Linked DNA regions of Mus musculus: region 1 is linked to region 2. A link is a loop called in an ENCODE intact Hi-C map of the cell type or tissue named here. Cell type or tissue: left cerebral cortex. All regions are shown on one strand. Links, peaks and the distances in the headings refer to the core of each region. The heading gives the core; the rest is flanking DNA. Region 1 has its middle 110 kb from the start of Gm24388. Region 2 has its middle 300 kb from the start of Gm24388.

Region 1 (5,391 bases), core at 232-5,231, 190 kb before region 2:
CATGGGTCTAGAGTCCACCAGGCTCCCAGGAACAGCTCTGGGACTGGCGGGGGAGGGGGTTCTTACCAACTGCTCTGAGTGAAGTGGATCCTCTAGGATGGATGGGATATGGAGCCTTCATGGAAGCAGATCAACTAGGGGTCTTCCCCAGCAACAAGGACTGGGCAGAAACCATAATACATTTTTTAAACCCAGATTGGTATGGTATTTTCATAAAAGATTTATCATATATAGTTTGGAATTGCCATTTACTGATACATGGAATCCTTGGTATATATTCCATATGAGATATATTTTTGTAAAAAAATAAAATTGAATTCAATATTGAACTGAAATTGACTAAGGCTATTACCCTCTTATTCTCTTGCTCTTACTCTTGTTCTTTTGCTCACCCCTCTCTGCCTTCCCCCCCCCCCTACGTGGCCATGGCTGCCCTCTACTTTTCTACTCTCTCCTTCTCTCTACCTTTCTACAATAAACACCTACTAGGATTTGTCCTAAGAGATGATCTGAAGCCAGCATGGATAGAATTGGTGATATATTTGCAATAGTGCACAAATGTGTTGACTAGAATGCAAGGAGCACCATGTACTCTCTCCTTCAACAATGATGATTCTCTCATCGTTGTCTTTGCATATTTCTTGTTATATTTTAGACTCTGCTACTTCAATACTTAAATGTTGTAGTTAATTTAATTTAGTTGCATATAAATTGGAAGCTCTTCTATACTATTGGCTTAGATAATATCCAAAGACTTGGACTTAATATGTTTCCTTAAAAATCCTCTGAGTGTCATTTTCACATACGAAAATCTTTCTTTATCTATAAGCAAAAGAGTTCTACATCTCTGAGGTTTTCTAACCCTGTTCATAGTAAATGGAACAAAATATCAATATTTTTAGAAATATTACTTTGTTTTTTATTTCGAGATAGGGTTTTTCTGTGTAGCCCTGGCTGTCCTAGAACTCACTCTGTAGACCAGGCTGCCCTCGAACTCAGAAATCCACCTGCCTCTGCCTCCCAAGTGCTGGGATTAAAGGCATGTGCCACCATTGACCGGCTAATATTAACTTTTAAGCATCTGGGCAGTCTATTAATATCTATTAACATTTTAGAAAGTTCAGACAGGTTCAGATATGAGAAGTTCATGAACTTGTATATCATATATGTTCTGCTTTTATGCTAGGAAATTTAAAATATCAGTAAAGTTCAGGCAACAAAAGCATTATCCAATGTAACTTATTGACTATGCTGCTTTTCTAGCAAGTGAAGGATGTCTAACTGATACTGAAACAAAATTTCAATTTTCATCACAATGCTTGCTTATCAGTCACTAATTACTCATTTAATGTTTTATTCACTCACAATATACCTTATATTTAGTTACAAACGTTTATAGAAATTGCCTTTAAAGAAGTGGGACAATGGATTTCTGGAAGATCAAGTGTAGACACTTGCATATCAGAATGTCTTCACTGCTTAGTTGTGTGGTGATTTTATATCTTCTTAAATGTTCCTTAGCCTAAAACGAGAGGGCAATATAGTCTAATTAATCTTTAAAATCCTGTCATTTGTGATATGTACAAGGCTTGGCAAAACAGCTCGGAAGTATCTTTTCCTCAGAGGCCAGGTGGTTGCTGCCACTATATGTGCTTGCCCAAAACCTAAGTCTGGATTTGTCATAAAATACTGAGAAGAGGAAAGAGAGGCAGACAGCACTGAGCCCCGCTGTGATTCATATCATGTTTCCAACGAAAAATGTGTTGATAGAAAGGTCAAGGAACAGGAGGAGACTGAGGCTGAAATGAGAAACCGAGATGCACACAGCTCAAACTCTTGCTTCCTTTACCTTGAAAGGGAACATAAGGTCTTCTTTGAAACAGTAGTTCTCCAATCACCCACACCTTGTTGAATCCAGGATGCCATGCAACCAAGCACCCACCAGTCTGCAGCCTTCTGTGCTGCCCCACGCAAAATCTTAACTTCCCACTCACAGCTGTTCTCCCATCATGCCTCACAGTCTTTAGCAACACACTATGTGCCCAAGGTATGGGCTTAGATGAAAGATTCTCAGAATACAGCCTTCCTTGCAATCATCTGTCAAATCTGTTAAATATTCTGAGGTATAACCCCAATATCCCAATAGCTTTCTCTGGTGTTTTGGAAGTGGTGTCCTAAAGAATAAATATTTGACACTCAGAGAGGACTTGAATAGTCAGCTCTCGGACTGTACAAAAAAAACCCCATAACAAACAACAAGCAAAACCAAAACAAATCAAAAAAAAAAAATCCCAATGACCAACCAACCAAACAAACAAACAAAAAATCTCTAACAAAGTTCCCATGTGTTCTTAGACCACACAAGAAGTCTCTGAGCTTGTCACTGTGTTTGTGACATCACTACTTTGAGTTCTTTTCTTTAGCACAAAGATGATCCTGCTATTTTTAAACCATTCCATTTTTATGGTGCAACACATCCCACAGCTTTTAAAATCTGCTGTATATGCTGTCTTATATGTATGTCTATATATAATTATACATATGTTTAAATAATTCAATCCTCCTTGAACACTATATTAATAGTTTAATATGTAGCATGTTTCTATTTATATGAAAGTGTCTATCTGTGTTCCCATATGCCATATACTTTGCATGAAAAATTTAAATTATAATATGCTTTTATTTATCAAAATATATTATATAGATGCATAGAGAACTTTATGTATTTACAGTATACACAGCATATTATATTCAACATTTATTTAATATGCATTATCTTTCACTTACAGATTGGTAGGTTTATTATAAATACAAGAGAGAAAAAGCAATTATGGAAAGAAAAATGAAGCAAATACATTGTATCAATGTGCCAGGGACTTTAAAGATTTATCTCATTGATCCAGTATGTCATTGTATTAACTCTAACAAAGCTCTTCTGACAACAGTAGAAAGTAGGTATAATAGCACATCACGGCTTTCATAGAGAGTGACCACATTATTATCAGAGGAGAGATAAACATGAAATTAATCTTCTCTGGGAGCTTGTATGTGGCTTTGCTTAAATTGGTCTCCTTTGTCTGATTTTTAAGATAAGCATGCCTATGTGTGAGATAGTATTTTAGGTATTAAAAGCCCAATGATAAAATGGACAAAAAAGTCATTGCATATATAAAATCATACTATAGTTAGGAAATTAAGATGTAAAGGAAAGAGTAAATCAGACAAGAAATGATTCTACTTGTAGAGGGCAGAAGGGAGCCTGGCAATGTACAATGGAAAAGATAATGCAAACACTTCCAAGGGCCTAAAAGTTGTTCACTTTGTCGAAGAATAAAATGATCAGAAGAGAGGTGATGAGGAATCTGACAGGTTGAGAAAAATGGGCATTTTTGTTGTTCTGTTTTTTTTAACTTACACTTCAATCAGTAGTAAGTTTTTGAAAGGACAATTAAGAGGTTAAATCAGTGACACATGTACAAGGCTGCTGACTGCTGTGCTGGACTGAATCTCACCAACAGGTGAATGGATAAACACTGTCAGCCATAATAGATACTACTCAACAATAACATGGACCAACAAAAATGAATCTTAAAATAATTATATTGAATAAAAGAAGCTATATATGTAAGGATGTAGATTGTAAGATTCCATTCAACTAAGTCCAAAAAAGAAAGTAACACTTTTCATTCAAATATTTAGCAGTGGTATAGTATATACAATGGACTTTTGGTTTAGCCATTCATTCAATGCTGTTAAGCACTGGTAATCTTCCAGGCATTCTACTGTCCTCAGCCAAGTGAAACGCATCAATGAAATCACTAAATCTGGTTTAAAAAACAATAGGTCCTGAAGCAAATTATAATCTGAGACTCAAGAGCTGGAAAAGAACAAAGCAAGTGAAATGAGTGGGAGGACCATTTCAGAACAGAGACTACATACTCCATAGCTGTGAGAGTACAACAAGTCTAGAGGATGAAGAAATACACTGCGAATCTGGATTCTGGGTCAGAGAGCTTGTAACGAGAAGGAATGGGTCTCTCAATGTTCGGAGAGTTAAGTCTCATTTTCACTCTCATCTTAAATCAGATCCAAGTGGAAGAAGTTTCCTCATTTGAGCTATGTTTTGGTAAATCTCTGAAGTTTTGTAACAAATGACCACTTATAGTAGAACCTGGACACAAAGAAGATACAATTTCAGTTATTTTCACATGAGATAATGGTAATAGCAAAAATAATTCTGCTAGAAATGGAAAGCTGCATACATTTTAAATATATGAAACATACTTCAATATATTTGATAGGACAGTTAGTTGCATTGACTGACAAAGGGAAAAAAGATGTTTTGTGAGAAAATTCAGGATGATGCAATTTACTATTTGTGGATGTGAAGACAATCTCATAGTCAAATGCATTTAGAATTACCTAGGTGACATATACTGTGTAGGTCTGTAAGGGTGTTTCCAGAGCAGGAAGGAAAGACTCACCCTGAATTTGTTAGGTACCATCTTACAGCCTAGAATTCCATAGTGAAGACAAAGGATAAAAGAGGAAGCCAATGGGGTACTAGCCAACATCTCTTTCCCTGCTTATACACTCTTCCTGCCTGTAGAAGCAATGTGACCAGCTTGTCTGTGGTCTCTCCACTGCACCTTCCCTGTCCTTATAAACCTTCAAACAATAAACTCTTTCTTCCTCAAGTTGCTTTAGTAAAGTATTTTGTCACAGTAAGAAGACAAATAACTAAGACAGCAGTCATGTGACCAACAACTTTATTACATTTCTCAGCTGCTCAGATGTTTCCCTCACTTTCCCACTTGTATTAACATTTGAGGTTCATTAATAAGATTTCAGTTCTTCCCATTCAAGAACAGGATTTCTTCTGCCTCCTGCCTTCTACATATTTATTCATGTGATTTGTTTTGGTAAATTAAGCAGAAGCAGAAGTGATGTGGACTACTTCAAGGTATGAATTTTATGTGTCTACACATTACTTACCACATCTTTATAATATTATTCCAGTGGTCATGTACAGAGATTGAAACCTCCATTGCTCTAAATTTCAGAATGTCTCCAATGCATTGAAGACTTGATTCTACTACTGAGATATGTTCTCCTCATGTTTGGCACTCTACTCATCTTCTCTTCCATGCCTGGAAAATGGAATCAACACAGATGCCTATCAATTGATGACTGCATAATGAAAACATGGTCTATATACACAGCACAATTTTCTTCATCTATACATAGAAATAAAATTATGAAATTTATAATTAAAGGATAAAACTGGAAAATATATACTGAGTAAGCGAATCTATACACACAGAACAAATGTTGCTTGTTCTCATTAAAACATGACTTCTAGTTAGGATTCTCTAATTTTGTGTCCTTCAC
Region 2 (5,391 bases), core at 267-5,266:
ACTTGTAACTCTTTAGCAGTATTCTCCTTTATTTCTTTGAGTTATTAAAGTCCTTCTTGATGTCCTCTACCATCATCATGAGATATGCTTTTAAATCTAGGTCTATCTTTTCAGGTGTGTTGGGGTGCCCTGGACTAGGCGAAGTGGGCGTGCTGGGTTCTGATGATGGTGAGTGGTCCTGGTTTCTGTTAGTAGGATTCTTACATTTACCTTTCGCCATCTGGCAATCTATGGAGTTAGTTGTTATAGTTGTCTCTGTTTAGAGATTGTTCCTCTGGTGATTTTGTTACCCTCTATCAGCAGACCTGGGAGACTAGCTCTCTCCTCTGAGTTTCAGTGGTCAGAGCAGCCTCTGCAGGCAATCTCTCCTCTTTCAGGGAGGTGCACAGTTATCTGGTGTTTGGACCTCCTCCTGGCCGAAGATGAAGGCCCAAAACAGGATCTTTCCCAGAAGCTGTGTTGCTTTGGCCTGTCACAGAAGCCTTTGTTTCAGTAGTCCACACTCTTACCTGTGTAGATTACTTTCCTAGGAGTTCCGGAACCAAGGTGGCTCCCGTGGAAGCTGAGGCAGAAGCCTCTTGGGCTGGGCGGACAGCTGTGCTCTGACCTGAAAGGTGGCCGGTTGTCTCACTATTTTTTTCATTAGTGTTTATTTACATTTCAAATGTTATCCCCTTTCCTAACTAGTCTCCTATCCAAAAATCCCCTAGCCCCTTCCCCTCCCCCTGCTCCCAAACCCACCCACTCTTGCTAGCTGGCACTGGCATTCTCCTATACTGGGGCATAGAACCTTCACAGGACCAAAGGCCTCTCCTCCCATTGATGACTGACTAGGCCATCCTCTGCTACATATGCAGCTAGAGCTGTGAGTCCCATCATGTGTTTTCTTTGTTTGGTGGTTTAGTCCCAGGTAGCTCTGGGGGTACTGGTTAGTTCATAATGTTGTTTCTCCTATGGGGCTGCAAGCCCCTTCAGCTCCTTGGGTTGTTAGGAGCGGGTGTGGTGGCAGTCCCAAAGGCGCCAGGGACTGTAGCTAAGTCGTATGACTTGCACCTGACTTCCTCATATAAGCCACAAACATCTTGAGAGCTGAGCAGGTGCACCAGGATGCCGGTGAATCCAGTTTGATGGAGATATGCCCCTGCTGCCCTGATTAGCTGAAGCTGCGTGCCTGGTGAGGAGGCGTGGCCTGCTGTGCGTGGATGAGAGTATAAAAGGAGTGAGAGGCCCAGGGTTCGGGAGAGATATAAACAAGAAGAATCAGGATTGAATAAACTGCTGTTAGAAGGACTGGTGGTCGTGTCGTTCTTGCTGGTCGAGAGCGGACGCAACATTGGGTACTTTCTCTTGCTCCTTCATTGAGGACCCTGCACTCTGTCCAATGGATGGCTGTGAGCATCCACTTCTGTATTTGTCAAGCACTTGGAAGAGCCTCGCAGGAAACAGATTTATATGGCTCCTGTCAGGAAGTTCTTGTTGACATCTGCAGTAGTGTCTGGGTTTGGTGGTTTTTTTATGGGATGGATCCCCAGGTTGGGCAGTCTCATGAAACTCAAGAAGAAAGAAGACCAAAGTGTGGATACTTCAATCCTTCTTATAGGGGGGAACAAAATACCCATGGAAGGAGTTACAGAGACAAAATTCGGATCAGAGACTGAAGGAATGACCATCCAGCACTGTTACTATTATTTGTGTTACTATTATGGCTATGAAAATGTAGTGCTGAGTCTCCCTTTAACAGCTTCAATCTCTTTGGCAATTACAGCAATTTATCCACCTCCACTATGCACTTTGGATACTATGTTCATACAAGTGTGTTACTTTCAATTTTCATTACAAAGATCACTAAATAGAGTGAAAAATAACACAAGATAAACATATGTTGTATTTTCTTAAAATTACTTACACCAAACAACTTTGTCCATTATTTTAAAATTCAGTTTCACTCTGTTTAAAAGGACACAGATAGAATGCAGCTATATATTTTTTTAATATTCTTAGATTAAAATAAATGTATAGGTATGTGTTTGTCTGTGTGCATGCAAATTTCCACAGGTGATCACAGCCATAAGAATAGGAATCAAGTCCCCTGGGGTTAGAATTGTGATCAATCTATGATATGAGTTCTGGGAGCTGAACGAATGGGTCCTCTGAAAGAGGAGAAGATGCTCCTAGCTACTAAGTTATCTCTCCAACCCTGTAGCCAGAATTCTTATCTGAATGTCACAAAATGGCCCTACTTTATTTTCAGTGAGGCTTCTGCTGCTCTCTCAAGGACAGCCTTCTTGTCTACCTACATGTGTGAATTCTGGTCTTCCACTCCCACCAAGATGAACCATAGCATTCTAACATCTCTTCAGTCCTCTGTTCCATAGTTTTCCCAGTTCTTTCTACAAACCAGTTCTGAATGCCTGCAGAGCATATGGAAAGGTTTATTGCAGCAATTTCTCTATTTCTCAGTACAGATTTTTTAATATTATTTTTTGTTACTGTCACCAAAAAAGACCTGACAAGAAGCATCTCAGGAGAAAGACTTATTTTAGAGTACAGCTTCGAGATAGGAAAGGCACAGCAGCTGGGCTGTGGGAGCTTGCTGTTGGTCACATCCCAGCCAATGGTGGGAAGCAGAGAGACAGATTTCATATAGTACTTTGATTTGCATTTTCCTGAGACAAATGTAACCATATCTTTTAATGCTACTTACTATTCTGTTTTAGATTTGTAGAAGAGGCATCAATTTGCTTTAAAAAAAAAAAAAAACTTTTACAAGCATGATAATTTAATTTTGTGCATTTTTCTGTTTAGATGTTTATTCACTTGTTTCCAATCATTTAGGTAGGTGAAGCATCAATGTGAAGCAAGAAAATTAAGTCCTGAACCCATGTCATTAACCTCTTTTTAAGAATTCATGGGTAGAAATTTCCTTATCCAATTGTGCGTGTGTGTGTGTATGTGCGTGTGTGCTCACATGCTAATCTTTAAGTCAAATTTAAATTTTTCTAACAATATATCATCTACTCTGCTTTTCTTTTTACCTAGACAACTCTTTTTATTTAATGTACACAGTCATATTTGTTTTCTTTACACTAAAATGGCTATGAATACATAAAATTAAAATGACTAGAAACAGAAAGTTGGAGGCAGCATTTAAAAGCCTTCCAATCAACTAATGCTGTTTGTACCCACATGGATCTTGGTGTCCTACTTCTCAAAAACCAAGCCCCTTAACTCAACTTCTGGCCTCCAACATTAAACAGGCTGCAGTTGGTTCCCTGATACATTCTGAAAATGTGCAGATTATAGGGAATCTTCTCTTATTTACCCTCTACAGAAATGATTCAAAGAGCAGCTTTAGCAGTATATTTTCCTGCTTTCATTTTCATAAGTGAGACAGAGAATCAGCCCCTTCTCATGAGAGTTTCAGAAAGTCCTAGTGTCCTGAACACTATAAATATACAGACAGTTTCTTATCCTTTCGACTTGTTTTCCCCTGTTGTTATTTTTCTTCTTGAAATTATAGCTTGCATTATATTATAGTCCTTGCTGGCTCCTGGGATAATAAAATGAACATGAGCTTGGAAGCAAGATTTATTACACTTTTTATCATGGCTTTTGGCAATAGAGTTAACCTTCCAAAGATTCCCCTTTTCTTGTTTGTTTTTATGTGCCAATTGATTGGTGAAACCCGTTGTGCCTTTATTATGAGATAGTTAAAATACTAGATGAGGGCCTTGTAAGTGACCCTATTCTCTTTGCCTCTGTCAAATTCCTTCTCAATCCATATTCTTTCACTGATGGATTAAGTAATTTATTATGGCCAATCATCTCTTCTTAATTCATAATTCAAGTATTTCTTTATAAATTTCATAACTTTCATATGTGTGTGAATGTGCATAATGAATTGTTTGTGTGTGTGTGTGTGTGTGTGAATACATGAATTTCTGCATGTGGAAGACAGAGGAAAATCTGCAAGAATTGGTTCTCCTTCTTCATCTTTGGAGTCTTAAGGATCAAAGTCAAGTCAAGCTTTCAGGCTTGGTGGCAAAGCACCTTAACCCATGGATTCAACTTACTAGTCCTAATTCATATCTTTTTATGTAAGAGTACCTGGTTCTATTCCCATGTATTGCATAGTGTACCATCAGCATCTAAACATCTAGCTTCCCAGGATCTGATACCTTTTTCTGACTGCTAATGGCAAAGCATCCATACACACACAAAAAAATTTAAAATAAATAAAACGTTAAAATGTTGATTTGTATTGCTAACTGCTTTTGATTTATCTATAACTTTTAAAACTGGAGTCTTATACAAAATGCCCAATATGTGGATGGTAATACAATGAAAACATGTAACTCAGGAACACTTCTGAACGTGGTACGTAAAAAAGAAAAAAAAATAAGTTAACAGCTATATAATCATGAGTAAGGAAAGTAAAACCACTAAATGTAGCAGCTTGTAGTAAATTATTGCAAACACTAAAATAATTTTTCGTTTTAGAAAAGTGTACCCATGACCCCTGTCAAATGCTTGGGTGTCATAAGGATGCTGCAGACACACTGATTTGTTGTAATCAACATATACATGAAGTAAAAAGAAACACTAGCTAAGAAGTATTGATACAGTCAATGCTCACCACAGAAGAATAAAACAATATGCAAGCAGTGGTCATAACAACTGCTTCCCAGATATGCATTTTCATAACAATTACGTAATTCATGTGTTTATCTTTTGTACACTTCTTGCATATTCAACACAGCTTGATTTTATACATACAAGTAATTCTGATCTTCAGCCTATTCATAAATCGACACCTTTTCTAAGGAAGAATGAGAATCAAGATTTGTGGCGGAGGAGTGGGGAAGGAAAGCCGCTAAACTCAAAGGGCTGTTTGCCTCAAGAGATTTATACTTCCTGAGAATTTTATCATTTGTCATGGGGTTTTGATCATATTGCCCTCCACATCCTCCCAGATATCCACTGCATTCCTCTCTCGCTGATCAGGCCAGTGCTTTCCTTCTGTGCATAGGCATCTGACCACAGAAGAATGCACATCCTAAGAGACCACTCTCTTGAAGAAAAGTCACTCACCTTGCTTTCACAGCTTTCCGCTGCCAAAGGTCCTCCGCTGGTGGTGAAGCTTCATTAGTCTCTCTCTTATCCATGCAAGAACTTTTACTGGCTTGATGTTGCGTAGGTAACCAAAAAAAGTCTATGAGCTCATGAGAGCAATTGCCAGATAGACCAGGACACACTGTTTATAAAGAGTCATCCCAAACAATGACTCTTACAATCCTTACCCCCTCTTTTACCATATTCTGTGAGCGATGTGATGAGAGACCATGATACAGATATCTTTTTTAAATTAACTAATTAATTATTCTTTTACAC

Evidence for each region. Hi-C counts contacts between places; a loop is a spot of excess contacts. Peaks named below come from ENCODE experiments on the same cell type or tissue, not always from the same donor. Only the 100,000 strongest peaks of a DNase experiment are listed, where the experiment ranks them.
Region 1: a loop joins it to region 2, with 11 times the contacts of the local background. A loop is called at or near these places in 2 of 42 quality-filtered maps.

What each region holds. Positions count from the first base shown.
Region 1 is chr14:40,305,077-40,310,467 of GRCm38, reverse strand. No RefSeq gene overlaps it. Among named protein-coding and RNA genes, the nearest start is that of Gm24388, 110 kb to the left of the region's middle. In left cerebral cortex, for the core only: no CTCF peak of the experiment used is centred there; DNase peaks (open chromatin) are centred at 1,953, 2,440 and 3,938; H3K27ac peaks cover 786 bases.
Region 2 is chr14:40,116,918-40,122,308 of GRCm38, reverse strand. No RefSeq gene overlaps it. Among named protein-coding and RNA genes, the nearest start is that of Gm24388, 300 kb to the left of the region's middle. In left cerebral cortex, for the core only: no CTCF peak of the experiment used is centred there; a DNase peak (open chromatin) is centred at 2,573; H3K27ac peaks cover 403 bases.